Linked DNA regions of Homo sapiens: all the other regions are linked to region 4. Evidence: chromatin loops called from intact Hi-C (ENCODE). Cell type or tissue: PC-3. All regions are shown on one strand. Region 1 overlaps BMPR1B (bone morphogenetic protein receptor type 1B). Region 2 overlaps BMPR1B (bone morphogenetic protein receptor type 1B). Region 3 overlaps PDLIM5 (PDZ and LIM domain 5). Region 4 overlaps BMPR1B (bone morphogenetic protein receptor type 1B).

Evidence for each region. Hi-C counts contacts between places; a loop is a spot of excess contacts. Peaks named below come from ENCODE experiments on the same cell type or tissue, not always from the same donor. Only the 100,000 strongest peaks of a DNase experiment are listed, where the experiment ranks them.
Region 1: it touches region 4 in a loop (6-fold over the local background); 6 of 110 quality-filtered maps call a loop at or near these places.
Region 2: a loop joins it to region 4, with 3 times the contacts of the local background. A loop is called at or near these places in 3 of 110 quality-filtered maps.
Region 3: it touches region 4 in a loop (16-fold over the local background); 40 of 110 quality-filtered maps call a loop at or near these places.

The regions. Positions count from the first base shown.
Region 1 is chr4:94,823,005-94,831,004 of GRCh38, reverse strand. All of the region lies in intron 1 of BMPR1B (bone morphogenetic protein receptor type 1B), which reads right to left. Among named protein-coding and RNA genes, the nearest start is that of BMPR1B, 69 kb to the right of the region's middle. In PC-3, no CTCF peak of the experiment used is centred here; a DNase peak (open chromatin) is centred at 3,114; H3K4me3 peaks cover 776 bases; H3K27ac peaks cover 1,517 bases.
Region 2 is chr4:94,930,078-94,938,077 of GRCh38, reverse strand. All of the region lies in intron 2 of BMPR1B (bone morphogenetic protein receptor type 1B), which reads right to left. Among named protein-coding and RNA genes, the nearest start is that of BMPR1B, 180 kb to the right of the region's middle. In PC-3, no CTCF peak of the experiment used is centred here; no DNase peak of the experiment used is centred here; H3K4me3 peaks cover 1,668 bases; H3K27ac peaks cover 1,925 bases.
Region 3 is chr4:94,617,180-94,625,179 of GRCh38, reverse strand. It overlaps PDLIM5 (PDZ and LIM domain 5), which reads right to left. Exons shown (of 13, transcript NM_006457.5): 8 at 6,989-7,176. Among named protein-coding and RNA genes, the nearest start is that of BMPR1B-DT, 140 kb to the left of the region's middle. In PC-3, a CTCF peak has its summit at 3,488 (motif pointing left); no DNase peak of the experiment used is centred here.
Region 4 is chr4:95,092,538-95,100,537 of GRCh38, reverse strand. The region is part of intron 3 of BMPR1B (bone morphogenetic protein receptor type 1B); the gene reads right to left. Among named protein-coding and RNA genes, the nearest start is that of BMPR1B, 340 kb to the right of the region's middle. In PC-3, a CTCF peak has its summit at 4,992 (motif pointing right); a DNase peak (open chromatin) is centred at 5,007; H3K4me3 peaks cover 2,120 bases; H3K27ac peaks cover 3,348 bases.

The sequences.
Region 1 (8,000 bases), 270 kb after region 4:
TTTTATAATTAGTAGGAGTACATTCCAAAATAATGACAAAAAGTGGAATCAATACATAAACCTGTAACATAGTCATTTATTATCAAGAATTATGATAAACTGTACATAATTGTCATTGTGCTATACTTTTGTATGATTGGCAGCACAGGTTTGTTTACACCAGCATCACCATGAACAGGTGAGTAACGTGTCGTGCTATGGCGTTACGATGGCTACAGTGTCACTAGGCAGCAACAGGAATTTTTCAGCAACATCCTTATGGGACCACTGTCACACATGTGGGTCTCAATGACCAAAACGTCATTATATTGCACATGACTGTATTTCCTTCCAGTGGTAAATCAAAAAAAGTAATACATGATTATTTTATGAATTTTATTAACATCCACCTCTACTATTTCAGATATATGGTAGTATCTAGAAGTAAGTTTTCCCAAAGGCAACCCCAGTAATAGCAATGCTTGAAGGAGTTTAAAAGGGGTGAGAGAGGAACAATCTAAAATTATATGCTACATGGAATCAAATCTCATCTATGATGCCACTTAACGAAAACCAGTGATTCAAAAATATTTTAAATATTGAAATTTTAAAATAGTTTTGACAAAATATGAATCACTTATTTATCTAACAGAATTATATTTATAAATACAAAGTATAGCAAAGTGTATAAATGTGAACACATATATGAATAGAATTCTATAATCACATATCGTGTTAAAACATTAACTTTTCTGAATGTCTTAAGTCAAAAATATCCCATATTAACATTTCTAATGTTTTTTCTAAATTTTGAATTTTCCCTTTTGAAGCTGTCCAAAAAATAGTTTATTATTTATCTCTAAGAAAATTTACTGTAACAAACATATGCAAGAGTTATTTAATATAAACATACTTTCTATGATGACCTAAATATATTACTTATCAGAACTAGCTGATAACTATCATGAAAACTCCATGTCATATACTTACATAATAAGTCTCATTTCTAATATTTTTAAATTCAGAATAATTATTTTTTCTCAAACTCTTCCTACAAAAGATAGATGCACTGAATTTTATCTAAATAAAACTGCCTACTGCTCAAAGAGAAGCTTCCAAGCTACTGTTTATCCTTCCCAAATTTAGAAATGCGTTACAAATCTTCTGCACTATTTTTCAAGCCAATCACTGTAAAATATAATAAACTACATCTCTCATGTCACATAATCCTGACCTTGGGGATTATAACAGGTATCATCCCTCCTTTTCCCTTAGCACCTTGGACTTCCTTACTAGAGCACTTCATTCTTTAGGAAAGGCTGTTTCCTTTCCTCTCCATTTCTATGCACTCTTAATTCTGTGAGGATCAGCACTGTGCTCCTTTTATCTACCGGTGTGCATCCAGCACCTAGCACAGTGCCCATGAAGCCCCTACTAAGGACCCAATAAATAACTGTTGAAGGCCAGGTGCCATGGCTCATGCCTATAATCCTGGCACCTTGGGAGGCTGAGGTGACAAGATCGCTTGAGCCCAGGAGTTCAAGACCAGTCAGGGCAATGTAGCAAAACCCTGTTTCTACAAAAATCATCCAGGCATAGTGGCGTGTGCCTGTAATCCCAGCTACTCAGGAGGCTGAGGTGGGAGGATCTGTTAGCTCAGGAGGTCGAAGCTGCAGTGTCCCAAAAAAAAAAAAAAAAGGAAAATAAAATCATTGTTGAAAGAATTTCCTAAGAGCAACATCATAAAGAAATTATGCCCTATTGGAATAAATTGAGAGAGAAAGCTTAAAGAAAAGGATAAAAGCACGCCTCCCTGTGAAAACTAAATTCCTCAGGAATTCTACTTGCACTTCTTTAACTCACAGAAGCATAAACTTAAGGTACAGTCAGGGTGTGGTATGTGAGGTCAGATATTTAATCTACAGTTAATCCAGCTCTACTTTTACTAAATCATGAATCATAAACTTTCAACACCTTTTTCATTATACCACACCTATTTTCTACTTGGCAAGAATGCATTATCTTTTTTTTTTTTTAATGACTTCTCTCACACACACACCCTAAGCATAAAAACTTGACACCTAAATATCACTACTCAGAATAGAAGGGCCTTCTTTTAAAAGCATACATATTTTTAAATGATTAGCTCTTTATTTTTTAAACTATGTTCCAGGAAACCCTAGTGCAGTGGTTCTCACATGTATCAGAATCATCTGGAAGGCTTGTTAAAACACAGACATCTAGGCCCTACCATCAGATCTAATTCAATAGGTTTGGGGTGGGGTCCAGATTGATGGTGATGCTCATAGTGCTGGGACCTCACTTTGAGGATGAGAGTCCAAGGGTGCTTGTTAATAGATGTTCTCTAAGGGAAAAAAAATATCCATTCTCAAATAATTCTGGAAAATGCTGCATATTCTATATGCCCTCTTAACATTTCAGTATACACATTCACATACTGGAAGCCCTGAAAGTTCTGCAGTAAATTAATATGTTTTATACTGTTTATCAAACAAAATTATTTGACCCTGGAATCCTGTAATCAAAGAGCGGTAATTAACATCTTAATATGCTCTGTAGAATACACTGTGGAAAAATCTACATTGGACTCTTTAAAAGTGTTTTCTTTAAAATATATTTCAGCAGAAAAAATTCTGTTATTGGAAATAACCCAAATTATTACCATGTATGATTCCTGTCCAAATAAAATAAAAGCATCTCAACTTCAGATCAGGCACTGTTCACTCAATCATGTATCTCATTTCTTGCAATGCTACTTTTTATAGTTCTGGGTGTGAGGTAAATATCAAGATCACACAATGTTTTAGTTATTAATCCTATTAATTAGAAACTAGGTATAATTTAACACTATTTTAAATTTGAATTAATGAAAGCCACAAATTCACCTTTATTTGTTCACATTTACGAATAAAATGTGTAAGGCAATGGAATGAAACACTTTACGTATATTCAAGTGAAAACATTTTCTCACACGTGACCTTATCTGCTGTTTACAAACACCTTGTGTGAAACTGATATGGCAGGCATTTTTCTCTCTGTGTTAGCATGAGTTGGTTAACTGAGAAAAGGAAAAGCAAGTGAGTCACCAATTATGGAACTAGGTGATGACATGTCTTTTGACTCACATTCCAGTCATCTCTCCATGACACTGTGCTGCTTCGATGAAAACTTTTATACTCATCCCGTTGATTTTATCTGACAACTTTTCTCTTTCTCCTCCCTTTTAATCACAAAAACTGCATGTGAAAATAAATAAATATTTAAAATCTTTCACATCATAGGATAGACAGATACTTTCAAATACTGCTACATGGGAAGCTAGGCACTGCTGGCTGCCACAAAAACAGCAAGAATGAATCATTAGGAGAAGAAAAAGAAGGGAAAAATGCTGAACAAAGGCATCAGTGAATATTTAATAGAATTTTTTAAAGTAAGCTCTCTAAGGAAAGACATTTTTGTCTGCTCACATGCCTAACTCAGTGTCTGCCAAACTAGAGATATTCCATACTTATTTGTTGAACCTGTATCAAGAGGCAGTAATGTGCAAACAGCACAAAACCATAAATAATATATTTGAGAAATATATAAAGTTTATATACACTTTATATACATATATTTGAGAAACATATTTGAGAAACAGAAATAAAGTTTATATACACTTTTTATAAACAAAGTATATATACACTTTATTTTCAAAGGGTTATTTATTAAAGAGATTTTCAAAAGGCATTACGAACTTTATATAACATAATCATACTGTCTCAAGTCAAAGACAGAGGAACTACTGCTTAAAACTCTAAACTTGCAAAAGGAAGTGCTTTTGCTATTGAAGCCTCAACTAACTCAACCAGAGAGACACAGAGGGGGATGAGGAATGAGGAAAAGGGAACGCTTATTACATAAAATGCCATTTTGGAAACAGTATTCCCCTAATGAGCCAAATTAGATTATATTTCATATTAGGAAAATTACTTCCTTAAAAACCTACAGATTTTTTAGAATTCAGTATTTTTGGCTTATTTTTGTAATTATATCATTTGAAAGTAGTATTATGCTGCAAGTTTTACTCAAATAAATTATTTTAATTAAAGAATTTACATCTGTTTGGCAAAGTTACTATATTTTAATTCCTACATTTTATTGGCAAAACTGTTTCTCTTGGAAAGGTAGGGTTTTTCACTGAAATCGATACGACTAATATAAAACTATTGATTTCAGTTTCAACAATTTAATATTATAAGCATATATTTACCTTTCCTTTTGGGTAAGCAGAATAAAATGTTTCCTAAATTACTAATAACAGGGACTTTAGCAGGGTAGCAATTATGCATGTTTCCATTTTTATTAATGTATAGAACATTCCAGATGTTCCTCTTTGCTTGGTATTCCTGAGATTCTCCCTACCTTAAAAATGGTAAAGTAATTGAATAAAAAAAAAAGTCTTGTAAAAGGAATTTCAACGATTCCACATTTTTTATAAGAAAATCTAAAATCTGCAAGAACAAATTCTCCTCTGAAAATGACTTAAACAAGTGAGAGCAGGGACACAGCAGAAAAGCACAGTGCAAAAGAGAACAAAGGGAGCAGGAAGTGAACCTGGAAGCAGTCCAGCCCGAGTGAGCTTTAAAACATGGTGAAAGAAGACCCCAGTGCTGCAGGTGTGCAAATGACTACATTTGACAGAGAAATAACATCTGCAATATCCCCGAGACCTTTTCTGAACCTTAATATTCTTCACCAGTTATCAACTCTACCGAAAGACCACAGCCGAAGGCTCAAGTAAGATCTCTAGGCAGTCCCTATTTAAGAACTAATGTTTCACTTATGCTTCACATTATCTTTGAAAATCTAATTCTACATTAAGTACCATTCTGTCAATTTATCTATTGACTGGCCCTTATCAAATAAACAAATAAAAATATGAATTAATATTTTTGAGGAAATGATTTTAAAATTTTTTTTTCCACAAATAAAAATAAACCTTTAGATCCTGTTCCAATAACCAATGGCACTGGGGAAAAAGTAATATCTGTAATGCAAAAGCCTAAAATAAAAAAGAAATGTTACCATATGCCTGGCTCCAAAGTTTAGAAAAACAGAAAAAATATCCTTTGTTGTGGTATTTTTAATTCTCTACAAATGTAATGTGTACTTATAAAATTTGTTTTTATTTTCTTATATTAATAAAACTATTTCCATTCAGAAAAATAGACTGCAATGCAATCCATTTTCTTTCCACATTCTGCAAAGCATTTTGATATTTGTATAAAGGCAGTCTGGATTTACCCATTACAATAGTACTCTGTTTTACTCCCCAGAACTATTGCAACCAGGCACTGTCACCCATGTATTTTGTCAATGGTGGTTTAGGAAAATCAAAGGGTCCCAATTCTTGCCAATGAGAAGGCAAGTCTGCCACAAGATTTCTGGGAAAGGTTTTTTCCCATCTTAAAAAAAAAGATGGTACTATTTTGTTTTGTTTTGTTTTGTTTTTACTTTTGAGACAGGGTCTCACTCTATCACCCAGACTGCAGTGCAGTGGCATGATAATAGCTCACTGCAGCCTTGAATTCCTGGGCTCAAGGGATCCTCTCACCTCTGCCTCCTGAGTAGCTGGGACTACAGGTATATGCCACACTGCTCAGCTAATTTTTAAAAATTTTTCGTAAAGATGACCTCTCACTTTCTTGCCCAGGCTGGTCTCAAACTCCTGGGCTCAATAGATCCTCCTGCCTCAGCCTCCTGAGTAGCTGGGATTACAGGCATGAGCTACCACACCCAGTAGTACTATTCTTATAGCTGAAAGTGGTATCTGCTGCTAACAGCCAGAGGATGGGGCCACCACAGAATGTCAGAGACTAGCGATGAACTCCCATCCACAAAAAGAACACTTAACATGAGTCTGGAATGACATTATTGAGCTTCTAGTCTGTATCAATCACCTCTGGCATCAAAACTACATGAACATCCACTTAAAAGAGATTCTAAACGTCCTTCTTTTTCAAGTAAGCTTGTATTGAAATTTTCTGTTTGCATCCAACATTGTTCTACCTAATGCACCAATGTAACAAAATGTCCATTTAAATTAGTTAACTGATCAAGGAGTCCATGTTACAAATTTCAGTAACTACAATTTTGTAAAACACAAAAACTAGACAATAATTTGAACACTATATATAACTTTCATTACATTTTTATTTTATAAAATAAAAATTTACCCAATATAAAAACGTTTTTACTCAAAAGCATACCAAATTTTCCCCATTTTTCCCCAAGATCAATTAAACAGAAATTTTTCTGTGTGAATCAAATCTTTTAAATAAAATTCTTATTTGCCTTATTTCACAAGTAAATGTTTTCATTCTCTCAGACAAAATTAATTCTCTAAATGTCATATAGACAGTAAAAATGAGTTCTCATTTTATAATTTCTTTATTCAAATGAGCTTTTTAGAAAATAACCAGAATGTTTAAAAACAGATCAGTTCAAATAGCATAAGGATACACTACCTTAGTGTCTGCATTTGGGGCTAAACCATGAAGTGGTTCAAGTTTGGAAGCTCCATAAGTGATTAAGATACTTGCTCTGTTCACATGCTCACAGTGCAGTAAATAAATGAGACACTGAAGAGACAAGAACCATATAATAAGTGCTACCACAGAACTGTGTACCAGCACAAAGAAGCATCTGATTAACAGGTGAATTCATGGAGAAGGAAAAAGTTACGGTGGGGAAGGTTTCCTTAGCTTCCTCCTGAATGGATGCATGGGAAAGTGCTGGCAATGATCAGGCTAATTAGAATTAAGTGGTAAATTCGTGCATCAAAACTCAGACAAAAATGTTAGTATCTTTAAATGCTTGAATTAGATCAATTAAACATTTCATTTTACTTCATTATAATTCTGAAAGAAATTTAAACACCAAATAAGGCTTTAAACTCTAAAAACTAAAAGGATAGTGGCTGGGCACGGTGGCTCATGCCTGTAATCCCAGCACTTTGGGAGGCCAAGGCGGGTGGATCGCAAGGTCAGGAGATTGAGACCATCCTGGCTAACACGGTGAAACCCCGTCTCTACTAAAAATACAAAAATTAGCCAGGCGTGGTGGCAGGCACCTGTAGTCCCAGCTACTTGGGAGGCTGAGGCAGGAGAGTGGTGTGAACCAAGGAGACGGAGCTTGCAGTGAGCCAAAATCATGCCACTGCACTGCAGCCTGGGCGACAGAGCGAGACTCCATCTCAAATAAAAAAAAAAAAACCAAAAGGATACTAAAAACTATTCTTCAATCTGTAGGCTGCTCAGACAGGCATATCTAACCTTTTCTCTATTCCATATCTCAGTCAGAAAACAGCCCTGGTAAATATATGTATGGTTACATCTTTGCCTTATAGAGAGGTTAGGCTGTGTGTGCAGTAGAGGGCTTAGTATGCAATCCTGGTTCTTTTTCTTCATAAACTGTGACCATTAATTCCTTCTCCTCTGCTAGTTGTCTCTCAGAATCACTTTCCAGACACTGGCTCCTCCAAAATGAGGGCACAGCTCCCCAAAACATAGATCCGAACACCAGCTTTGCCCCCAGCCTTTTCTCATAACTCATACATATCCACCCACAGAAATGTGGCAGCCCACCAGGAGAGAAGCATGGTAGTGAACCAAGCTAACTTTCTACCACATCCGTTCTCCCACTGACCCCTCAAAAGCAAAGGAGCCCTTCTCTGCCCACTTCCATTCTAGCTTTAACCAAAATTTTGGAAAGCAGTTTTATCTCAGAACTCTTTTACACCTTCTGTCACTCTTTGGTGAGGTTAATTTAGAATATGAAGTGAGAAAGAGCACCTCAAGCTCATTAACAAATGATTTCAATATATTTCAACTAAGCAATTAAAAGAGTTTCTGGTTAACAGGAAAGCTTATAGTGTAGGATACAGTGGCTGCCTGTGGAAATGTTTGCCAAGCATAGATACCAAAAGTTAACTTGAAAAAATTTATTTTTTGACATTA
Region 2 (8,000 bases), 160 kb after region 4:
AGAATCAGCACAATGCATACCTCAACTTTCATTCAGTGTTCTATTTTCCTTGATTTTATTTTTGGTGCTTTACAAATTAAAATGATCAACATCTGCCTTTACACTAAACCTATATGAAATATCTAGGATTTACTGAAAATAAGATAGGTAAAATAAGCATATGAGGACTCATTTATCCCATAGCCACTACTTTGTCATGGCTCAAACCATAGTGCCACTTCCAATCTCACTCCCTCACTATCCCAACTAAGCTCTTACCTAGTTTATGATTGCTATCCGATAACTGAAACTTAAGAATTGCCCTTCCCTCTCCTGCAGTGTGTATGGATTGTGTGTGTCTGTGTGTGTGTGTGTGTGTCTGTGTGTGTGTTTATACATATACATAAAATTTAAAAAACAAAAATCCATTTGTATATTCTGCAATATGTTGTAGTCTGTCATTATTTCATGTATTTAAGTCTTGCCCGTCAGATAAAATCTCAACCCTAAACAGAATAAGGAACAAAATCATATTCTTTTAATTTTTTTCCACTATGAATAGCAGGGTGCTAAACACGTAGAGCAGGAGTCAGTTTATTTATTCAATGCATGACAATTAAATCCCTACCTGTTAATGTGCTGAGGGATGAGGATTAAGAGAAAAACAGAAGGCAGTGTCTGTCCATAAAGGGTTTGTGGATGTGAGAAAGCCATGTAAACAAACATTTTAAGGGGTATACTGAGAATCAAAATGGAGATGTATTCAAGGCATTAATACGGGAAGACAGAGGAAGTGCCTAACTCTGCCAGGGAAAACATCACAGAAAAAAGATACAGGTCATTTAAATAGAATCGTGAAGGATAAAAAATTCCCAATCAAGAGAAGAGGTAGGAATGGCATTCAACTAACAGAGAACAGCAAGTGCAAACAAAATGATGAATGAGTGAGCAGGCCAGTACAATGAGGGACTATAAAAAATGCATAGGCTGTAAGTACAGGTATAGAAAGGGTGGTGACAAGTAACAAGGCTAGAATGGCAGCAAGGACTTAATGAAGCTGGAGGACGCTACATGCCACAAGACACATTCCTCCAGTCCTGGAGGCACTGGGGGTCACTGCAGAGACAGTGATAGGCTCGGATATCCATTCTGCTGATGAAATGGTAGACAGTTTGGAAGGGGAAAAAAATGAACAGATGTTAACAAACTATTTTAGAGTCTGAGAAACAGTGAGGATCTGCGCTAAGGGACACAGAGAAGAGAACTGTGCTAATTTCAAGCCTAAGTACAGATGAAAACAAATGGAGTGAGAAGAGAAGAGAGCCAAGGGAAGGACTGAGCAACATCAACATTTAACATAAAGCTCTACTGAAAGGCAAACCCATTCTTAGTTTGGAAATAAACTAAATATTTTTTCTATCTTTAAAACTGTAGTTCTCAAAGTATCAACAAGAAGAAACAGATCAAGATAAATATTTTAAAGCCTACACTGGAAACTCTTTATCTATCCAATAATCTCCCAATGTCTTTCAAACACTACGTGTTCAAAAATAAATAAATTCCATCTCCCTTGCAGCCCACTCCCCTCACCCCCAACAACAACAACAACAAAAAACCTGTCAAAGCAAAGAAGCTGCAAACATACCTGTTCATCAGGCTTTCTTTCGACAATGGGTACAAAAATTCATTTGAAAGCAGTAAATAGTCTACAGTCACTCATCCTATTTGGCCACTACACCATTTGACTTCTTCCCTTCTCTAGTTGCTCCTGTCTGTCCCACGAAATTCAAATTACTGGTCTTACACCTTTGGTTAGACATATGGCAAACTGCCTCTGTATAACTTGGCATAAAAAATCATTTTATGATTTTTCCTTTAACATTAATGATTTAATTTCTGTGAGGTATACTATCATAGCAAATTCAACTTGATTTAGAGCTCCACAGCATGAATACCACGGTCAGATAAACATGCTGCTGCTATTTGTAGCACAAAATGTTCCAATAGAAGCACTCTTTTCTGACTTTATCGTTTATACAAGGCACATCACTTCAAGTACACCCACTGACTTTACCACTGTGAAACCTATAAAATACAAAAATAACAATAATACAGGAAAAAAAATTAATCCAAGGCTTACATTATAGTCTAACAACAAAAAAATGCACACAAAATCTAAACTTTTCACTCCTCTGTTAGAGGCAACATAACTTTAGAAAGATAAGGCATTTTCCCCTGAAATCATATGCCCATATATATTTTATTTTGTTCTCCCCGCTAACATTTTCTGAGCATCTATGATGTCCCAGGCATTCTGCCTATACTGAGATGAATATGAATCTTGTATATTCTTTCAGGTAAAGTGGCTGGCAATAACTGAATGAAATCAGCATCTACCCAAAGGCTACCATATCACCATTTAGTTCTCAGCTCTAAGATTACCTCTCTGAAAGCCATGCCCTAAATATTTCTGCTAATACACCACCTCACACACATACAAGTCACTCTCTGTCCTTTTACTCTGTTTCATTTTTTTGTAGAACCATCAGCCTTGTCTTGATTTTCTTTCATTACTCTGTGTGTTTACTTTAAGTGTGACTTCCACTACTGAAAGGCAAGCTGTAGGAGGGATGGAAAATGCCCGTCTTGTTCACCACTTTATCAACGGTGCCTAGAAGGGTGCCTGGCATGTGCACAACACATATTTGGTGGTCTAATGAGTGCTTCCAAGTTCACAAATTACCAAAATATTAAAACTTTGTTTTATATGAAATCGTAATAGGGGTTTATTTGGTACCTCCATGAGTTCACAAGATCCAGAGACATATATATTCCATAAATTGACAGGCTAATAGAAAGAGATTTACTCAATTTAGTTTCTATCTAGTGCCATAAATTCAGTGGAAGTCAAATGCAAACTGCCCTTGAAGCATATTTAAGCTGTCTTTAAAATGGAGAAGCAAGAAAAGGAATACAAGAGGAAACAAAATTAATTTACTTGCTGAAAGAAGTATGAATACCATAGTTAGGAATTCATAATGCAAACAGTTTCAAAATGTCATTCAAGTTTCAAGTTCATATTTTTTTTCTATGACTTAGTGTAGTTATGAAAACACACTACACACTATTATATTAAAATATACAAAGTAGAAACTTGTATTCTGTAATAATTGGGATCCTCTGGAGGTGAGCAGCATATTCATATTTGGATTAAATAATGTGAAAGTTTCATTTGGTACTACTATAAAATATGAAAAAAGAAAACTAAAACAAAAAAACAAAAAGGCACACAGAATCTTGAAGTATCATGCTTCCAAAAACATGATGGAATAAAATTCCACTTTTAAAACCTATTTTGCAGGGGGAAAAAACTATTAATTCCATGTTGATACAGAAAGCACACAAAAGTTGCATTTTCTCTACTTTGGATCTCAGACTCTCAGTTCCATAAGTATAGCCCATTGTATGCAATTCCCAGGTCAGGGGTGCAGTAGACAAATTAATTAGTCTATTAAGTCTCAGTCGTATCCTGGCACTGATGTTTAGGTTAGCACCTTCGGCAACAAGTTTCTAACGCTTAACTATGCTGCCATTTGTTCCTGAGAGAAATTAGGAATGAAGGAGGAGAAAAAAAAAAAAAAAAAACCATAGCTGGGAAAAGTTCCCACTGACCTAAAGGCAGAAACATGCACGTGAGTCAGCGGTAGATTGGTGTATACATAAAAAGGAGAAAAACTCCAGTTGATTAGTTCTTGCTATTTCAAGTGATTAGGAGAAAAATAAATGGTTTCTTATCTAAGGGAAATTTAAATAGCATTTAACACTCTACAAAATCAACCTTAAAAAGATGATAGTTTGCTATGACTTAGCACTAAAGAGAAGCCCATGATTTCATATGATGAATCTCTGAAGTATTTCATGGGAAGATTGAACACTTGACTAAATATTCGTGGATGCTACAAATAACTGAAATGAACCAAATCACATATTTCCAAAAACAAACACATGTGCACTCATGCACATATGCACAGAGAAAGAGACTATCAGTTATTGTTCACCTTGAGCCATCAGCTACTGCAGGGTGTATCTAAAACAACCACATACCATACATAGTTGGAAATACAACAGAGCCAAGTTTGTTGACTGTCATACAACGCAACGGAATACCTATGTACTGTGTAGGCATTTTCTTTTCTCTTAAACTTTTCGTTTTCTTTTGTTCAGTGAGGTCATGGTACAGTGAAATGTTTTTACAGCATCACTGACCCAGAAGTGTGCAAAGGATTAGGCTCTAACAACTGTTTTACACGTAATAATTGGGTGTTGAGATTGTCTCAAATATCTCTGAGAACAGTAATGAGAAATGAATAACAGGATAAAGAATAACTCAGTTTACAATGACAGTCTGTCATAACAAATATCTGTTACATATTGGTCAACCATACTATGTTAGAACCCTGATACACCTTTACTAAAGTGATGTTAAACACCAGGCCATTTAGAATCCATCCAGCATGCTGGATTACTGAAAAACAATTGCAGTAGATATGTCTTATAGTTTCTCCAGACAATCCTATTGTCTGGGCTCTATAAAAGCTTGAGTTTGTCTCATTTCCCCCAGACTCAATGCCATTAAATTGAGGATTATGCAAACATAACTACATTTCTTAGAATTTTTCTTCAGGAAATAATCGGAAATACTGAGATATTAAAGTATTAAGGAGGTCAAAAGATAATGATTTAATATTATGTATAATAGTAAAAACTGAAACAATGAAAATGTACAACAATAAGGAAAAAGTTAAATAAACTATGATATAATGGAATAAGAAGTCGTTAAGTGCCATGTTTTCAAGGAACAGTTAATAGGACATAAAATCCCTAGATTATGGCAGGCAAACAATGAAGAATTGTTAAATGAATGAAATAAAAATGCAGCTTACAACTTTATGAATAGCTTAATTCTAATACATACGAATATTATATAAAAAGCATTATATATACATCTTTTATATATAATATGCACACTCAAAGAAAAAGAAAGATACACCAGATGCTGACAGAGGTTATCTTTGGGTAGTGGAACAAAACACGATTCTTACTATACACACATATTACTTTTACAATTAGAAATGAAGCTATTGTAGCTACTATAGCAGTTTGAGTCAAGTAAGGTCATTAACAAAGATGATGATCCTGACAGAATACAGGATGAATCAGAACTTTCTGAGTGATATTCTCATCAAACAGTTGATATAACCGTCAGACCTAGCCAAGTCCAGCAAATCCTGATACCCTCCAACACTATCTTTCCTCCAGGCATAATTAATCCCTGTTATTAAATTACTGTTTCTTATTATTATGTATATTAATGTAATGTCTATTTATCTGTGTGATGTGTTGTAAAATGCCAATTTTTTTATGGCTCTGGAATTCATCCTCTAAGGCCAAAAAAGGGGTGTATGTGGGTATGTATTTGACAAACTCATTTATTTATGACAAACTGCCCTAAACCTGTTTCACATATGGCAATGGATATTTTTACAAGCTCTGCTAAAGAGAATCTCATCCTTCAAATTGACAGTTATAGTTTCTCCAAAAAAATATCATTTTGCAAGTTTTTTAAAATAGCATTTTGAATCAACATTGCCAACTTTTTTAAAGTGTTTCAAAAGATGCAGTTACTCCCTAAACTAAGAATAGTGATATCTGTTTCTTAAGATCCAAATTATTTTATGGGCAAAGTCCATTCCAGCCTATCACTTACAGATACCTTTTTATATCATCATCTATGTCACCCAAAGGTATCCCCATGTGTAGTTTTTCTTCAACTGTCATGACATTAAAGTAAATGGAACTCCTCTGTGATCTATTTGTGTGGTTACTATGGCAGTCACTTGAATTTTGCACTTGGGATAACCCTATTTGGGGCAGGGGAGAAAAGTAAGGAACCAAAAGAATGGAAGAAGAAGTTAGGGCAATGGTCAGCACCTTTAAACACTTACTTTTTATTTGGAACAGCCTTTGGCCAAAATCTATAAAATTCTGACCTGACTTTTTGGCTTCCTGGCATGAAAGTCCTTAGTATTGTGATGCGAACACCATGACAGTGGAAAGAACATCAACCTTTTCCCTTGCTCTTAAGAATCATTAAACTTCTGCTTCTCGCCATCCCCCAAATTTCCACCTCACACTCCCCCACCAACCCTAGTCAGGCCCTGGTTCACAGGTTCTATTGACCAGACAATGGAAACGCCACATGGTGACTGAACGGCTCTGATGGAAAACAGATGAGACAGGGTACTCTGCTTGCCCAGCATTTTTAAGCATGCAGCCCTCCCTTGCTGTCTTTGAGGATATCACTGTAGGTGACACGTGAAGACAGTTAGGGAACGAAATCTGAACACTTTCTATTTTCACGGGTTTTCTTAATTTTTTCAAAGTATTTTCACTCTAAATATGATATCCTAAAAAAGGAAAAGAAAACAAAACAAAACACACTCCAGTAGGTAACAGATAAAAGCAGCTGATATAATTGAAGAGTAGAAGCTGCAGGCAGAGGCTGCAGAGCTTCACTGAGAGCCTGCCCACCTACTCTTCAGCTTCCCCCAAAGCTCCCTATGACCCCTGAAATTCTAGGGCCCTGAGGAACATGACTTGAAAACCACTTAAAAAGATCCTGTCCTTTCAATCACAGAGTTAATATTCACAATGTTGATTATTTCCAGCAACATAAAAGTCCACGACGTGTATAACATTTGTAACTTTAAAAGTCTAAAGGAGTCACTAAATTTTTTGACAATATTTTGCTCTATTATTATGAGTAAAATTGTGTCACAATAGGATTTAAAAATCCTAGGGGTTCATAAAAATAACAGGCCCAAGTTTTTAAAAATGCATTTGTCCTCCTAAATTATTTTCAATAGAGGAGGAGAAAACTGTATTTTTTATAGCTAGCTGTAAGTGAATTAGCTACCAAGCATAAAGTCAGAGGCCAGAATCACGCAAAACCCTATTCAATAGTAGAAACTGTTATAGTAGTTTCAGAAAGGAAAAGAAAATTAAGCAATGGTCCTCATGCCACTTAGCCAGCCAAAGAGATGTCCAGAAACTTAATATATCCTGCCTTATTTTTTTTTCTTAGTCCTCATAAAACTGACAAAACAAAAGATGGGGTAAAGTTTTAAATAGTCAATAAAAATGTTTTGTAAAGTGCTCTGGATATTTTTAGTGTCACAATAAGGCCTCATTTCAAAGAAACATGGTTGGATGCCTTGAAAATTTTTGCATATTTCTATGATATATCTTCAAGAGATAGTCACTTGAGATAAACATTTAATTACTTCCTACTTGAAAACAAGAGTTTTAATAGCTCATTCCACACTATATTGTAATTGTCTGTTGATGGCTTTTTAAAAGTATTGGTACTTGTAAACTTCTCACTAGGCAGTGAGTTCCTTGAAAGTAGGTTGTAGGTTTTATTCATCCTAGTTTGGTTATTCATTAATCCATTCAACATTCCCATTGTATACCTACTAGCCCTATACTAAATCCTTATTAGTAGTTAAGTATACACAGAAAAAAGTCACAGTTCCTACCCATAAATTCTAAAAGTGTAGTGAATAAGAAAGCAAATGATTGCAATACAGTGTCTTAGAGTCCAACACTGTGTCACAGGAGCACAAAGAAGTGACAGAGAGCTCACCTGAAATACCAGGGAACAGCCAATCTGAACCACAGTGGAAGCTTCAGCTAGGTTCTGAAGACCACTGGGAGCTAATCATGGAATGTGTGGTGACATATGCAACCAGAAGATCTAAGCAATGCCATATATTCAAGGGTCTCATATGTTATACTGAAGTTTCTTCACTTTATTCTGAGAATCCATTTAGGAATTTTGGAAAAGTCACTTTGTATATACAACAGAGTGTATATAAAACAGACTAGAAGGTGCAAAACTGGCTGCAGGGAAACCAGTTAAGAGATAGTTGTGGTGATTCCGGTGAAAAACGATGTAATCC
Region 3 (8,000 bases), 480 kb after region 4:
TACATAGGTACTCTATAGGGAGTCAAGTTCCCAGAGAGGGCAATGGTTAAAACCAGCAGCCCAGTTAGGTTAAAGTGTAAATACCCTGCAGTCACCCTGCCCAGGGAATTCTCTCCAAAACACTGCCACTGCCCAGGGCAATATTCATTATCTATCTCCAGATTGGATTACCTGAATAACTTCTTAAATGGTCTCCAGGTCTCCAACCTTAATCTCTACAATGAAGTCATGATGATCTTTTAAACACATTAATGCTATAATAATCTTTTAATAATGCAAGTCTGATTTTGCCACTTCCGGCTTATAAATGTTTTAATAGCTTCCTTTCAGCATCAAGTCCACACTCTTACATTCAAAACCCCCATTAATGCAGCCAACCTTCTCTCTGGGCCACTAGACAGTCTTAAACATACTGAACTACTTGTCTTTCCTACCCGAAGCCAAATTCTCTCAGTTTTTGCATATGTTGCTCCCTCTCCAAATCGGCCTCTTCCTAAAAATGTTCAAGGGTCGTTGACTACATGCTATTTTGTTTTAGGCACAAACATTAAAATATTGTTCCTGCATAAAATAGGACTTCACTATAAACAAATACATATTTTACCTCAAGATTGTATCCTCAGAACTTTAAGTCTTTTTCTTCCCTTTCCACTGATCCACACCTCCATGCCTCTGAACTGGGACTCATAGTTTGATTTGACTCTTCTTTGCACCTTTTTGATGATTTCTATATTATATACTGGTGTTTTGCATCCGAGCTAATTTGTCCACAATGACAAAATGGGCGATCCCACATTCCTAATATTTCCTCTGCATTCCACTGCTTGGTTCCTTATATGCAGTAAATTATCACATTTTTTTTAGATGGGGGTCTAGCTCTGTCACCCAGGTTGGAGTGCAGTGGCACAATCCTGGCTCACTGCAACCTCCGCCTCCCAGGCTCAAGAGATCTTCCCATCTCAGCCTCCCGAGCAGCTGGGACCATAGGCGTGCACCACCATGCCCAGCCAACTTCTTTTTTTTTTTTAATTTGTGGAGATGGGGGTCCCGCTATGTTGCCCAGGCTGGTCTCAAACCCCTGACCTCCAGCAATCCTCCTGCCTTAACTCCCACACTATTGGGATTACAGGTGTGAGCCACAGTGCCTAGCCCTCATACTTTTGAGAAAAAAAAATTCCTATCATGGGGCTTTACAACTGTTATTATTTTTTAATTTCCAAAAATAAATAATGTATTACTAGTTATGGTACTGCTCATGTTCACGATCTTAATTCTGAAGAGAGTTAAATGCTTCAAGAAGAGTGGAGCTCCCTTCTCCTTAGCAACATGCTTATTTTCTAATAGCAGCCTTTGGCAGACAGTGCTCCCACCTTTTCAATGACTGTTGTGGGAATTTCAAGTTTGGCAGGAGGACAGAACAATATCCTGGCAGATGAATTCTGCATCCTTCAGATCGTATGATGTCCTAAATAAGACAACTGACTTCTCTACCCACTCACTTTCTCGGGGACATTTACTGAGGGCCTATAAACTGTGCCAGGCATTGTTTAGATGCTGTAAAACAGATCAGTATGACTTGGTCCCTGTCCTCAAAGGAATCTAAAAACAGTCGTAAAAGACACCTATGTAAACAATTAAAATGAACAGGATGAATGCTATAACAAAGACATTATTGAAATTTTGTAGGAGTATTGAAAAAGAACAGGTAACAAGAGGGCTCAAGAAAGCTTCACAAAGGGGGAACAAGCTGGTCTTAAAAGGTAAAGAGAAGTTTGTCAGGAGTAGAAGGGATGGAAAAGCATTTCAAATAAAAGGAGCAGCTTGTACAAAGCAGAAAAGTGTGTGCCAAGGAATGATATGAACTCATGAACTTCAGTGTGAGTGGACTATAGGGAACAGTGTTATAAAATGAAGCTGGAGAAGAAGGTTGGCCTGAGATTGCAAGGGGACCAAAAATTCTGTTAAGAAGCTAAGCATTTTGACCAGCAGCAGACAGCCCCAAACATTTTCAAGCAGGGACATCACATGAGAACCAGTTTTTGGACAGTAACAATGTAAGTTATTAATGCCATCAAGAAAAGGAATAAAGGCATAGAAAGTTAACCTCTGAGTATCCTCTAAGTATCTGCAGCCTAGTTATATCATTTGATTTCACAAGAATGCTATAGGAGAAGCTTTTAAGGTCTTTATTTTAATAGTTAAAGAAATGGAGGCCGGGCGTGGTGGCTTATGCCTGTAATCCCAGCACTTTGGGAGGCCGGGGTGGGTGGGTCACGAGGTCAGGAGATTGAGACCATCCTGGCCAACATGGTGAAACCCCGTCTCTATTAAAAATACAAAAATTAGCTGGGTGTGGTGGCAGGCACCTGTAGTCCCAGCTACTCAGGAGGCTAAGGCAGGAGAATCACTTGAACCTGGGAGGTGGAGGTTGCAGTGAGCCGAGATTGTGCCACTGTACTCCAGCCTGGGCGACAGAGTGAGGGAGGAAGGGAAGGAAGGAGGGAAAGGTGAGAAGGAGGGAGGGAGGGAGAGAGGGAGGGAAGGAGGGAGGGAGAGAGGGAAAAGGCTCACAAAAATGCTAACCTTCTGAAATTCATACCTGCAAAGGGCAGGCATTTCTATTTTGGGGGGCCACCACCAGTCAGAAAACTGGCTCAATGAACAACGGGTCCAGATCTATCAAAGCATTGCTTATATTCTAATGAATTATTCATTCTCATTTTGTATATGATTAAACTAAAATTAGAAAACTGATGTGTTCCAACACAGAAAGGCTCTTCATGACTTTATGACTGAATTTGTGAAAAACATTTCATTACATTTGTAAGATAGTAATATTTTATACATACATTTGTATCTAATGAACTAAATTTACCTAAGCTGCTATCCATAATTTAAACAGGAACGCATAAACACATGATGAATCCGCTATCACCTTCTAAATCAAAAGACTTTTTCATTTGCATCAGGAAGCTTTTGAAACTATTTATCTAAGACTAAGAGTACATTCTGAGATGATTTTGTTGTTGTTATTGTCTTTAAACTATGGTATACCATTGTGTAGGGCAGAAGAATTTGAGTGGCTGGGAATTTTGTTTTTATTTTTAAATTTTCCAAAATAGTACAAAATAAGTTAACTTTGCCACAACGTAATAACTGAATAAATGCCTGTTTATAGCACCTGGAGCAAGATAAATAAGAACTCAGTAAATATTTTCAAAATTGAGCTAAGAATTATGATGTAATTCAACTGTGACTTCACAACAGGAAAACATTCTTTTTATAATTTTGTTTTATAATGTTATATAATGTATAATGTTTTATATTGTAGTTTTGCTCATATAAAATTCATTTATATTTTCTAGAAAAAGCATAATGTTTTAAACACTAACCATGTGACTCATTATTATAATTGCTAATATTGGCCTACTTTGATTATTCTCACAAATTTCATTAGACTTGGAGAAAGCACTCCATCGCCCTCTTGTGGTAATTTTGCTGTACTATATTCGCCAAGAGTTCAAAAAAATGAACTTTTTCTTTCCACTTAAAAGGCAGAGCAGTACTTTAACCATAAACTTCTGAACTTCCAAAGGCCGTATATAAACTTTCTGTCCTCCACTGTCCATATACTTTGTGCCTTCTCTTCGGTTTCTACCTCAGAAATTTAGTCTTTTCGTTGCTTTTTACAAAACATTCTCCTGTTAGCTTCCAATTACCATACCAATAGCATTTTTCTGAAAATTACTTTCTGTATTCAAATGCACAAAGTAATTACAGAAAATCTTCATCATCATACATAGGCTTTAAATAAATAGAAATAACTCAAAAATGTATGGGGCTGAGCTTAGCATTTTTTCCCCAAAAGAATAGATCATGGTAAGTCAGTTAATAGTCCAGAAATTTCAGAGACTAATAATATTAGACTAAGTGTTTTTTAGTAGTCCAGAAATTTCAGAGACTAATAACATTAGACTAAATGTTTTAAGTTTTTAGAAGTAATGAAAGTCTTTCCTCTAAAATAGTCTAACTCATATGCCATGGCCTGTCCTCTTTCCAACACAATAGAAATACTTCTAGCTTTTTTTTTTTTTTTTTTTTTTTTTTTTGAGACAGAGTCTCACTCTGCCACCCAGGCTGGAGTGTAGTGGCACCATCTTGGCTCACTGCAACCTTCGCCTCCTGGGTTCAAGTGATTCTCCTGCCTCAGCCTCCTGAGTAGCTAGGACTATAGGTGCCCACCACCACGCCTGGCTAACTTTTCTTTTATTTTTAGTAGAGACAGGGTTTTACCCATCAGGTGATCTTGATCTCCAGGATGGTCTCGATCTCCTGACCTCGTGATCCGCCCGCCTCAGCCTCCCAAAGTGCTGGGATTATAGGCGTGAGTCACTGTGCCCAGCCACTTCTAGCTTCTTAGCAAAATTAGTGACATGTTAACACATGCCACTATAAAATAGACTGTATAAATAACGTTTTCTAAAAATAATTTATAAATAATTTATTTAGTATCTAATATATTTAAACACTGTGAAAAATACAAAAACAAAGATGGATTCCTACTTAATTAACTAAAAAATTCACTCTTACAAATCTCAAAAATATTCTTAAAAGAATAATGAGTGACCATTTTTTTTTTGGAGACAAGGTATCTCACTCCTGTTGCCCAGGCTGGAGTGTAGTGGTGCAATCACAGCTCACTGTAGCCTCAACTTCCTGAGCTCAGATGATGCTCCCACCTCAGCCTCCCAAGTATCTGGGACTACAGGCTCATGTGCCACCATGTCTGGCTAATATTTTATATTTTTAGTAGAGATGGGGTTTTGCCATGCTGCCCAGGCTGATCTCAAACTCCTGGGCTCAAGTGATCCTCAGGAGCCACCGCACTCAGCTATGATCAATTCTTAAAGCTATCACATTGTGAAAAGTGGCCCCTTGGGTACTCAATCAGCATTCATCTCAAAACTGATGAAGAACGACTAGAAATTAGAGGGCTAGGTGAAGAAGTACATTCTGTACAGAGTGGTAAGAACTTTCAAAAGCATGGTAGTATGCCATGTCTTGGAAACTGAAGATGGTTTAGTGCAACCAAGCACAGATTATAAATTGGGTGAAGCAGGAGATGAGGCTGAGAAGTTAGTAGGGGCCAAAGTATAAAAGGTCCTAAATGATTTGTTAAGGAAGGGTGGGATAGTCAAGCATCCACAGCAGAGGAGTAAAGCAGCAAATCAGAGTTTGAGAAAGATCACTTGCTGCTGGCCAAGCATGAGAGCTCACACCTGTAATCCCAATGCTTTGGGAAGACAAGGTGGGAGGATCGCTTAAGCTCAGGAGTTCGAGGGCAGCCTGGGCAATATAGTGATATTCCACCTCTACCAGAAAAAAAATAATAATAATAATTCCCAGCTACTAGGGAAGTTGAAGTGGCATGATCACTTGAACCTTGGAGGTTGAGGCTACAGTGAGCTATGATTGTGCTACTGCACTTCAGCCTGGGAGACTGGGCAACAGAGTGAGATCCTGTCTCTCTTTTTTTTTTTGAGATGGAGTCTCGCTCTGTCGCCCAGGCTGGAGTGCAGTGGCGTGATCTTGGCTCACTGCAAGCTCCACCTACCGGGTTCATGCCATTCTCCTGCCTCAGTCTCCCAAGTAGCTGGGACTACAGGCGCCCGCCACCATGCCCGGATAATTTTTTGTGTTTTTAGTAGAGACAGGGTTTCACTGTGTTACCCAGGATGGTCTAGATCTCCTGACCTCGTGATCCGCCGGCCTCGGCCTCCCAAAGTGCTGGGATTACAGGCGTGAGCCACCGTGGAAAAAAAAAAAAGAAAAAAAAGAAAGATCACTTGCTGTAGTATGGAGGTATGGGGGACAGACTGAAGGAGGGGAAAGGAGACAGGGAAATTAGAAGTCATTTGTAATGAAGAGGTCATGAATCAAAGCAATGGCTCTGATGACACAGAGAAGAAATTTGAGAAATAATAAAAAGTAAAACCATTAGATGTTAGTTACTGTGAGAATGTGGGGCGTGGGGTCTAAAAGTCTACATTCTAGCTTTGGTGACTGAGTGGATGTGCAATTCCCAGAGATAGGAAATGGTTATTTTCAGACATACTGGATTTGAGGTGCCACCAGGAGATGGCAAATAGATCACTCAGTTGGAGAGAAAGATCTGTAAATTATCGATAACTAAGTAATGAAAGGAACCTGGATGAGAGATCACCCAGGGAGAGCATAAAGAGTGAGAAGAGATGAAGGCTGAGTCTGAGATTAGCAACATTTAAGTACAGTCCCATTTTCCTGTTAAAAGGGGTACTTTTTTTTACATAATCATAAACTTTGTTCATGTTGGGAGAAATAGGAAATGATTTAGTCTTTCTTCATTTTGCAGATCAGAAAACTGAGGGTGTCAAAGAGGTTATGTGACTTTATTTAAAGCTGTTAATCTGTAGAAGTCAATGAGAACTCAGGTTTCCAAACTGAGGCCAGGCAGTTCCATCCTGCTGCTCAAATGCTCTTTCTAGTACTGTGTCCTTCTTCCCCTATGCTACATAAACTGTAAGAACAAGAATTGGAAGATGCTTTCTTCAGTAATTGTTTGATGGCAATAAATGTTTCTGTGGTTGTTATTTGTACATATCATCAAAACTAAAATGTTATATTTCCAAGGATAACCTTCCAACAATATAGTTGTTATTAAATAAGACCCAAATTTACAATTTAACACATGCTTCCTATTCTGGGAAACAAGGAAATGCCCAATCCTACAATTATGAATAGCAAATGCGACTGTATCAAATACACACAAAGAATGTTTATGAGATGTCTCAGAGAGAAAAATAGCTATAGTTTAATCCTGATAGTCCTTTCTAAATCTTAGGTTATTGAGAATGGGTTTTACCAGTGAATTCTACCATATATCCCAGAACACATTTTCATAATGAAACTCATTACGAAAAGCAAGACGCAAGAGATTTCTCTGGGCTACCTCCTTGGTTTGGCCGTTGCCAGCTTGGTGACTTGATGACGCCAGTGGATCCTACAGGCTTGAAGGCAGCTGCAGCTGTGAGGCTGGTAACCCCTGGTCTGCCAGAGGTTGGGCTGTCCAGGCTCTCGGGCATGCTCCGTGTGGAAGCTACCGAGGAAGCCAACTGCGGAGAAGGCTCCTGAGAGTTACTGTAAAGGAAATAAAGAAACATCTTTGGTGAAGTGGTAGCAACGTAACTCAGCAATAATCCTTTCTTTTCAAAATCCATTAATCAATCAAAATCCATTGATTAATCAATTCTTTAGAAAAGAAAATCTTTGAAGTCATGACTGAGGGATTGCCTCTCTTTAAAACTGAAAAAAAGAAAAAGGAGTCAGATTGCATTTGTTTCATACTTTGAAAATTCTTTCTAAAAGGTCTACCATGAGAAATTAGGCTACTGAAAATTTACACAGTTAATCATTTTAAATGATAAAAGTCTCCCTGACACCTCAGCCCTTACCAGTTACTCTTTTTCTTCTTCTACTTTTTTTTTTTTTTTTTTTTTGTAGACACAGGGGTCTCACTATGCTCCTCAGGCTGGTCTTGAACTCCTGGCCTCAAGCAATCATCCCACTTCAGTTTCCGAAAGCACTGGGATTACAGGTGTGAGCCATCATTCCCAGCCCAGTTACTCCTTCTACTCACATACTCACTCATTCATAAATATTTAAGCACCTACTATATGCCAAACGTTGGTTGTGCTATGCACTGGCCACAAAACAATAAACAAGAAACAACCCTTGCCTAACAGAACACCCAGTGTTATGCATTCATAATAAAGGGAAAAAAGAGACAAGACTGCCATTATCTTCTCTCAACCAAGAGTTACCTGTTTAAACAGCAGGTCTTATCTATGCTAGTTCCAGTTTGGTTTTGAAGATCATATGGCCTTTATTACCAAGTCATTTGTGATTTATAACTACATATAACATCATTTCCAAAAAAAAAATAATAATTCTAGGTAGCCCAA
Region 4 (8,000 bases):
CACCACATCACTGTAAAATTTTGTAACACTGTAGACAAACAGACACCCTAATTTTTTTTATAGAGAGGAAAAGTGAGGGAGAGAAAGAGAAAAGACATAAAAAATAAGTATGGCATTGAACTTTGTTGAGAAAAACTAGAAACTAGAATAAAATAGAACAATGCCTTCAAAAGTCTGAGGGAAAAATTTTCCAAATCAGAAATAAATACCTGGGCAAATTAAGAGTGAGGGCAGGGGAAAAAAAGCATTTTAATATTTTCTGAGTCTCAAAAATTTACCTCCCATGTATCTTTCTCAGAAAGTTATTGGAGGAGATATTCCTTCCAAATGAAGGTATAAACAAGAAAAAAGATGGAATAGGTACCTGCTAATGGTAGATCCATCCCAAGAGAAGACGAAGCTTACCTCCAAGATAATGCTAAATGTGGATAATAAGATGAGACATTGCATAGGACTTCAGGAGCAAGCAGGCCTCATTGAAGGCAGGTCAAAAGATGTTGGAAGAGAGAACTCTAAGATGTTGAAATTAATAAAACGACTTATGTATTTTAAATTTAAACTGGGAGTTTGGAAACGCATTTGTAATGAGAACACAGGGGACTAAGTAACCAAATATTTAAACTCTTATACAGACGAGAGATGGGAATATGTACGTATGTAGTAGGAGCAGGGATGAGAAAAAATAACTAAATCCTCATCTTTGATAGTGGAAAGTCAAAGGTAATGCCTAAAATTGAATAATAAAGAAAGAGTAGTACAGTTATTTATTTAGAGATACAGATGAAAATGCCAAAACAACGAAAAGAGGTATAGGTGTAGTTGCTACGCGGAAAGGAGAATTTGGGAGGATGTTTGTTAAAAAATAATAAATAAATCTCTTTCAACTATGTAAAAGCAAACCTACTGTAACGTGTGTGTGCGTGTGTGTGCGTGTGCGCGCGTGAAACAGAGAGAGATGTATAGAAGGATTCACATCACCATATAAGCACTGATGAAATACATGAAAATCCTGCATCTTTTAGAAAAATGTGATTATCTCTGTCAGGGAATACTGAATTTTATATTATCAAATTTTTACAATCTACTTTCAAAGGGGCCATAATTCCTCTTTCTACATTCCTGTTTCTATATCTGCATGGATCTATGGAGTAGCAAATTAGGACAGATAATAGTTGGAGCTATTTAAATGCATTTACAAATTCCTTGTCCATTCAATATAAGGAAGTAATTAGTCACATATCCTGATGTGGAATAAAGCACATCAATGAACAATGAAGGAATGGGACACCAAAAGAGAATCGAGCCAAGAAGGAACTTCTCTAGCTAATCTTCATGATGGTATTCCCCTCTGGATCAATGACTACGGCTTGGTAGTTAACACTAAATCCACTGATGGCTCACCATGTTTTCATGTGTTATGTTTACACGTGTGCTTAAATTGTTGGTAAATCTACATTCTATAATCTACAATCTGCACAAGTCACAATATTTCCAATCACCTGATAACTTTAAAATAATTGATGGCCGGGTGCGGTGGCTAATGCCTGTAATCCCAGCGCTTTGGGAGGCTGAGGCAGGCAGATCACGAGGTCAGGGGATGCAGACCATCCTGGCTAACACGGTGAAACCACGTCTCTACTAAAAATACAAAAAATTAGTCGGGCATGGTAGCGGGCACCTGTAGTCCCAGCTACTCGGGAGTCTGAGGCAGGAGAATGGTGTGAACCTGGGAGGTGGAGCTTGCAGTGAGCCCAGATCGCGCCACTGCACTCCAGCCTGGGTGACAGAATGAGACTCTGTCTCAAAAATAAATAAATAAATACTTGATAATGTGTAAGTTAACAGATATAAGGCAAGGCGGAAGAGAAGCAGCAGCAGAATGAACCTGGGGAGACTCACCTTAAACGCTAAGAAAACCATGAAAAAGAAAGATGGTAAGATGCACATGTACCCTAAAACTTAAAGTATAATAAAAATAAATAAATAAGTAAAAATAAAAGCCACAAAAAAAAAGATCTTCATGTGTACTCCACATTTGAGAAAAGGGCCAATGAGAAACTGCACTGTTTTATCTAACTTTATAATTATGCAAAGGTATTTATACAAGGATCACTTTAATATCAAGTCATACTGAAGTTGTACAAAATCCAGCCTCACAGACACAAGTCAGGCATTCTGGATCATAAACAAGACAGAACATATCAGCTATGACATTAAAAAGGTAATTACATGCATATATAGAAATAATCATTTTATGAAAATATGAATTTGCCTGGTAATTATGATGCTGAAATAATAAATAGAAGAAAAGACAAATGACATGTATTCATAATAAATGTAAACATCAAGATGACTAACAAACATCCAGTGGATTAGCAATAATGAAGATATATCCCAAATATCAGATATCTGATTAAAATAACATATAAGAATGTACTTTCTCACATTTTATTATATTAGTATCCTAATATACTAGGCAGCCATCAAAAGAGATAAAAGATACATTTAGTTGACTCATATAAATATTTATTAATGAAATCCTCATTTTACTTGATTTTGTTTTAGTTTTATAAAAAATGATAACCCTTGAAAACAACTGGAAGGTATCTAACCATTAAAAAAATTAAATGTAATTTAGTACATTCTGTTTACTAAATCAATAGAGTAAAATCTACAAAAAAGTTTTTCACCAAAGAAAGTCAGGCTGGGCGCGGTGGCTTACACTTGTAATCCCAGCACTTTAGGAGGTTGAGGAGGTCGGATCATGAGGTCAAGAGATGGAGACCATCCTGGCCAACATGGTGAGACCCTGTCTCTACTAAAAATACAAAAATTAGCTGGGCATGGTGGCACATGCCTGTAGTCCCAGCTACTTGGGAGGCTGAGGCAGGAGAATCACTTGAACCCAGGAGGTGGAGGTTGCAGTGAGCTGAGATCACACCACTGCACTCCAGCCTGGCGACAGATCGAGACTCTGTCTCAACAAAAAAAAGAAAGAAAGAAAGAAAGTCAAATAGTGAATAGTTTCTAGTTAATTGTAAAGCAAATGTCAACAAAATTGATTATTTCTTCCCAAATGCATTTTAAATAATTATAGGCTTTCAATAAATATTTAAAAACAGAATCATGAATAAACCTGACAGAAAATATAAAGAAAAAAACAGAGAAAAATTACCCTTTCAGGAAATTTCTCAGGAATAAATACTATATCAAATAAGTCACTCGTTAAGAGCCCATTCCATTTTGCCATTTTTTTCTTTTATTCCTTTGTCCCTCCCTCCCCTCTCTTCTCTCTTCTTCCCTCTTTCTCTAATAACTGATCTTTAAAACAGTGTAAATCCAGACACTACACATGTGTGGTTCACTTAGCTTGTGACGTATAGTTACATATATATTAGTTATATATAAATTAATATATAAATTATAGTTTTATATATAACTATATGTAAATATATATAACTATATGTAAATATATAACTATATACAGTTATGTATATAACTATATTATATAAACTATATATAATATACAATTTATATCATATACTATATATTAAACTATATAACTATATATAATAAAGTTATATAACTTTAGTTACATATATTTAATTTGATTTAATATATATTTAAATTTAATTGAATATATATGTTTAAATTAAATATATATATAACTATAGTTATATATTTATATACCTATATATTTATATATAAATATAAATATATTTATATTTATATATTCTATATATAGATATATAGTTATATATAACTATACATAGTTATATATAACTATATATAGTTATATATAACTATATATAGTTATATATGCCTCTATATAATTATATAGTTATATATATAGTTTAGTTTACTAACTAAATTATCATGATAATAAAAAGTAAGGCTTTTGGAAGCCACTCTAAAATTGGTTCTCATTTTTCAGAGGATCGTTGGATTTTTGGCGTGCAAATAAACAATAGAATTATTTTCACAGGATGTTTGTGTGTTACTGAATCACGACTAAATTATATTCCTTATGATTCTTATAAGGAATAATACAAAAATAGAATATTAAGAATATTTCTTTAGAAATAGATTTACAGATTTTTCAGGCAAATCAATCAAATTTCATGAAATTACCTAACTATCAGAATGCAATATTGTGACTTCCATTCAATTACAAGGACTAAAAAGGAAGTTATTTTTCTTGAATATCCTGAATATCTTTTCTGGAAAATATATTGCAGTTATATACATGTTTTTAGCTATGTACATGTTTTCTATGGAATCTCTTGTAGTAGGAAATAAGGTAGAGTTATAATTTCTTTAAAGTATTTAATTGAAAACAGTGGACAATAATGAGCTGGAAGCCTCATATAAACACTGTAAAATAACTTCTTTAATGTATATAACTTAATCAGTTCCTTATTTTAAAAATATTTCTATATTATTTTATATTATTATATACTCATATACGTGATTTTTGCAGAAAAAACAAAATGCAGAACAAAAGTAAAATGTAAAAAAAATTTCATACTATTACATATCAAGAGTACAATGTTACAAAAATTAAATTTTATCTTCAAAATTAATCCATTACATCCTAAAGTGTGTTTTAACTGTATTTAGTTTTAGTAATATTCTTATGAGTTCAAAAATATCATAAATAAAAAATTTTTAATTTGTGATATAAAGGACTGTTTTATGTCATAGTCAAAAGGGTATCAAAATCCACTGCCACATTTAAATGCAGAGAGAAAAATCTGTATGAACAGTAGAGAAAATTCAAGTAATATTAAATTCAATATGTAATGCACTTAGAAATGGATATGAGACTTTAAAATTCATTAAAAAGTGACATATAATCATTTTGTGTCATACAAGGTCTACTAATAATCTATCTTCCTTTATCTTTTTCATTTTTAAACTCTTTGAATATCACAAAACTTAACCAAATGTTGATTCTCATCACTGTTCTTCACCTTCTACACCAGAGGGCAGGCAGGGGCAAGAAGAGAAATTGAAATTCATATTACACAAGTTTGCACTTTAAATGTCCAGGGTAAAGAGGTTAGTGGAAGAAAAATTTTAAAGTACTGAACTGGCTAGCAACAACTTTGGGAATGACCCATCCTACAGCTATTTGTACCGTTATGATAACAAATAATGCAAATCAATGCCCATTTTCTTTCTTAACCAAAACTAGTTTAAATACTCACAGTTTTTTTAAGAGTCTATTTCACACAGGAATAAAACTCTGATTAGAGCTTTAAAACAATATTAATTTTTAAAATAACTTTGTGACATCAGATAGTTTAATCGCTAATTTTTATTTTCAACACTTAAACCTTGAATCATTTAACTCAATTCACTGTCTAAATTTTTCAACTCTAAAGGCCTGAGTTTCATTTTCATCACCTAACCATTTTTCCTTATACTAAAGTACTTTCAAATAAATCATTTTCTATGCTCTTTGCAGCAAAAAATTTAGGAAAAAAAAATTATATATATATACACTAAATAATTAATAAAAAGTTGGGACATATGCCTAAACTTTTCTGGAAAGTAACAAAATATAAATACAATTTTTATTAAAAAATACCAGAGCAAAATCATATGTAGGGAAAGAACAGATTTTCTAATATTAACTGTGATGTTACCTACACAGGAATCTTTCTCCTTCAACAGACAGAAATCAGATAAAAGATAAGGGAAGATGTTGGTGCTAAATTTCTGGACATGCTATGCAGGAGTGAAATGTCAGATGACAAAGCAATATCAGGTATGGTCACTGAGCAGTGGAGCTAGACTTGATGACGATGTAGGGTAAAATAGACAAATGGGTTCAAACTCGAGCTCAGCTACTTAAATGGCTTAGCAAGTGACTTAACTAACTTCCTTATAGAAGACGTGGAGAGTAGCAGTACTCACTGGTTGCAGTGGGGTGGAGGAGAAATCCACATAAAGCATCAACTATGGTTCTTTGCACATAGTAATTGTCAATAATAATAAATTGTTGTTTTATGTGCTGCTGACTCTTACTATTATTCAGTTTTCTCTTCCTTTTCCCTACTCCTTTATCTCCCGTTTCTATTTGTCTTCCTTTCCTTTTCTCCCCTATTATCTTTTCCCCTTCCTGGCTCTCCTCTTCCTCAATTCCTCTTTCTTTTGCTTCATTTTACTGCCTTTTACTTTTCCTTCCTTTCTAGATTAATCACGGTGAGCAAAGAGTCTATAAAAATATAAGGTTTTCAGCTTAAGAAACATACTGAAAGTTTGTTCAAGGATGACTAAAATATTCTTATTTTCTTTCATCTCTTGGTACATTGATTCATTTAGCAAATAATCATTAAATCCATTTACATAACACAATGACCCAGAGTACTTGACGGTGTCCTCAATAAAATAACAATCTTGCTTGTAAGACAAATCAGCTACACGTGGAACACTGTGAGACAAATCAACTACATATGGAAAGCCGAAATACATATAGGAAAACAATAAAAGAGATGTCACAATGCCACATAATTGCCAAATTAAGTCCTAGACAGGAGTGCATAAGAGGGAAGATTACTTTGTGTGTGGCAGTAATCAACCAGTATCTTTTATGGAAACCATAACCACCAAAACCAGGGATATTGCCAGTTTTTAATTTCAGCCACTCATGGTCAACACTAATGAGTAGGTTAAGAGACACACTAATTTTAAATATAACTGCTGGCTCTTTCTAGAAACCAGGGCTTCATAAAATATTTGTGAGTGTTTCTATTCACTGACATTGTTTCTCTTTTCACCATACTCACACATCGACATTACACATCACCCGGGTTATGATGGATAATCATGTTTTCAACATTTTCACATCAGAAAAACCCTGCCAAGAGACCTATAAAAGCTTCAATCACTCAAACATTTTATGTGATACCAGACTATGACATAAAAAAACATAAGAAGAGTAAATATGACATACAAGTCAACAGACAACACCAGACTATGACATAAAAAAATCATAAGAAGAGTAAATATGACATACAAGTCAACAGACAACACAAACATTTATATTCATTTGTTTTCCAGGTAATTGACATAGAATTATAAACCTCAGCAGACATAGAATTATAAACCTCAGCAGGAATAGTAATTATGATAGTAATAAAAATTCTTTGGACATCATAATTACACTCTTTAAATTTAAAACAATAGCTAGCCTTTCCCTTAGGTTTTACTCTGCTTTTGAATTTAGAGAAACTCAATCAAAATGTTTATATAAATTAAAAACCTTTGAAAAATCTCTAAAACACAACTTGTTTATAAGTATTTTTAATAAAAGCAACAATATAAGAACAAAATTAACTTGACAAGCAAGTAACCATGATTTAAAAATATGCAACATCAAACTGAAGCCACTGTCACAAAATAGCATAATCTCAGCCGATAGAATGATTAAAAATTAAAAATGACTTTGTATTTTAAAATATTTAATGTGTCAATTCAGCTCCACATTGTTAGAAAAGAAACTGAACCGTGGTCTCTTTGACAATAATGTCAGAGTCAACTAGAACTTGGCAGATTTCCAAGCCAGGAGCTATGGTTTTATTCAGCAGTTTCTATGAATGCTCTGCTTCACAGAGTTCCGAAGCTAATCAAAGTAGATGTTCAACTTGCCTCCACACCAAAAATTACTCTGCAGCTTTGCAAAGCACTCCCAAGACAGCCTAGTGTATAAAACTATTTTATAGATGCATATATGTAAAGGGAAGTGACAATGAAGTCAGACAAACCAGAAACCAAATCACCGTGTTTGTGCTATTCTTTTTCCCCAAAGAAAAAACCTGGAAAACATTTAGAACCTCTCTGCTCCTAATCCTTACCATACCCTCTAATAGGAAAACTGTTAAAGGTAACCTTAGCTATTACTGACTTTAAAATATTCAAATATATTGCTAGTTCAAATATTTAAATATTTGAGGTATAAAATATAGTATATATATTTCAAGCTAAACACTATT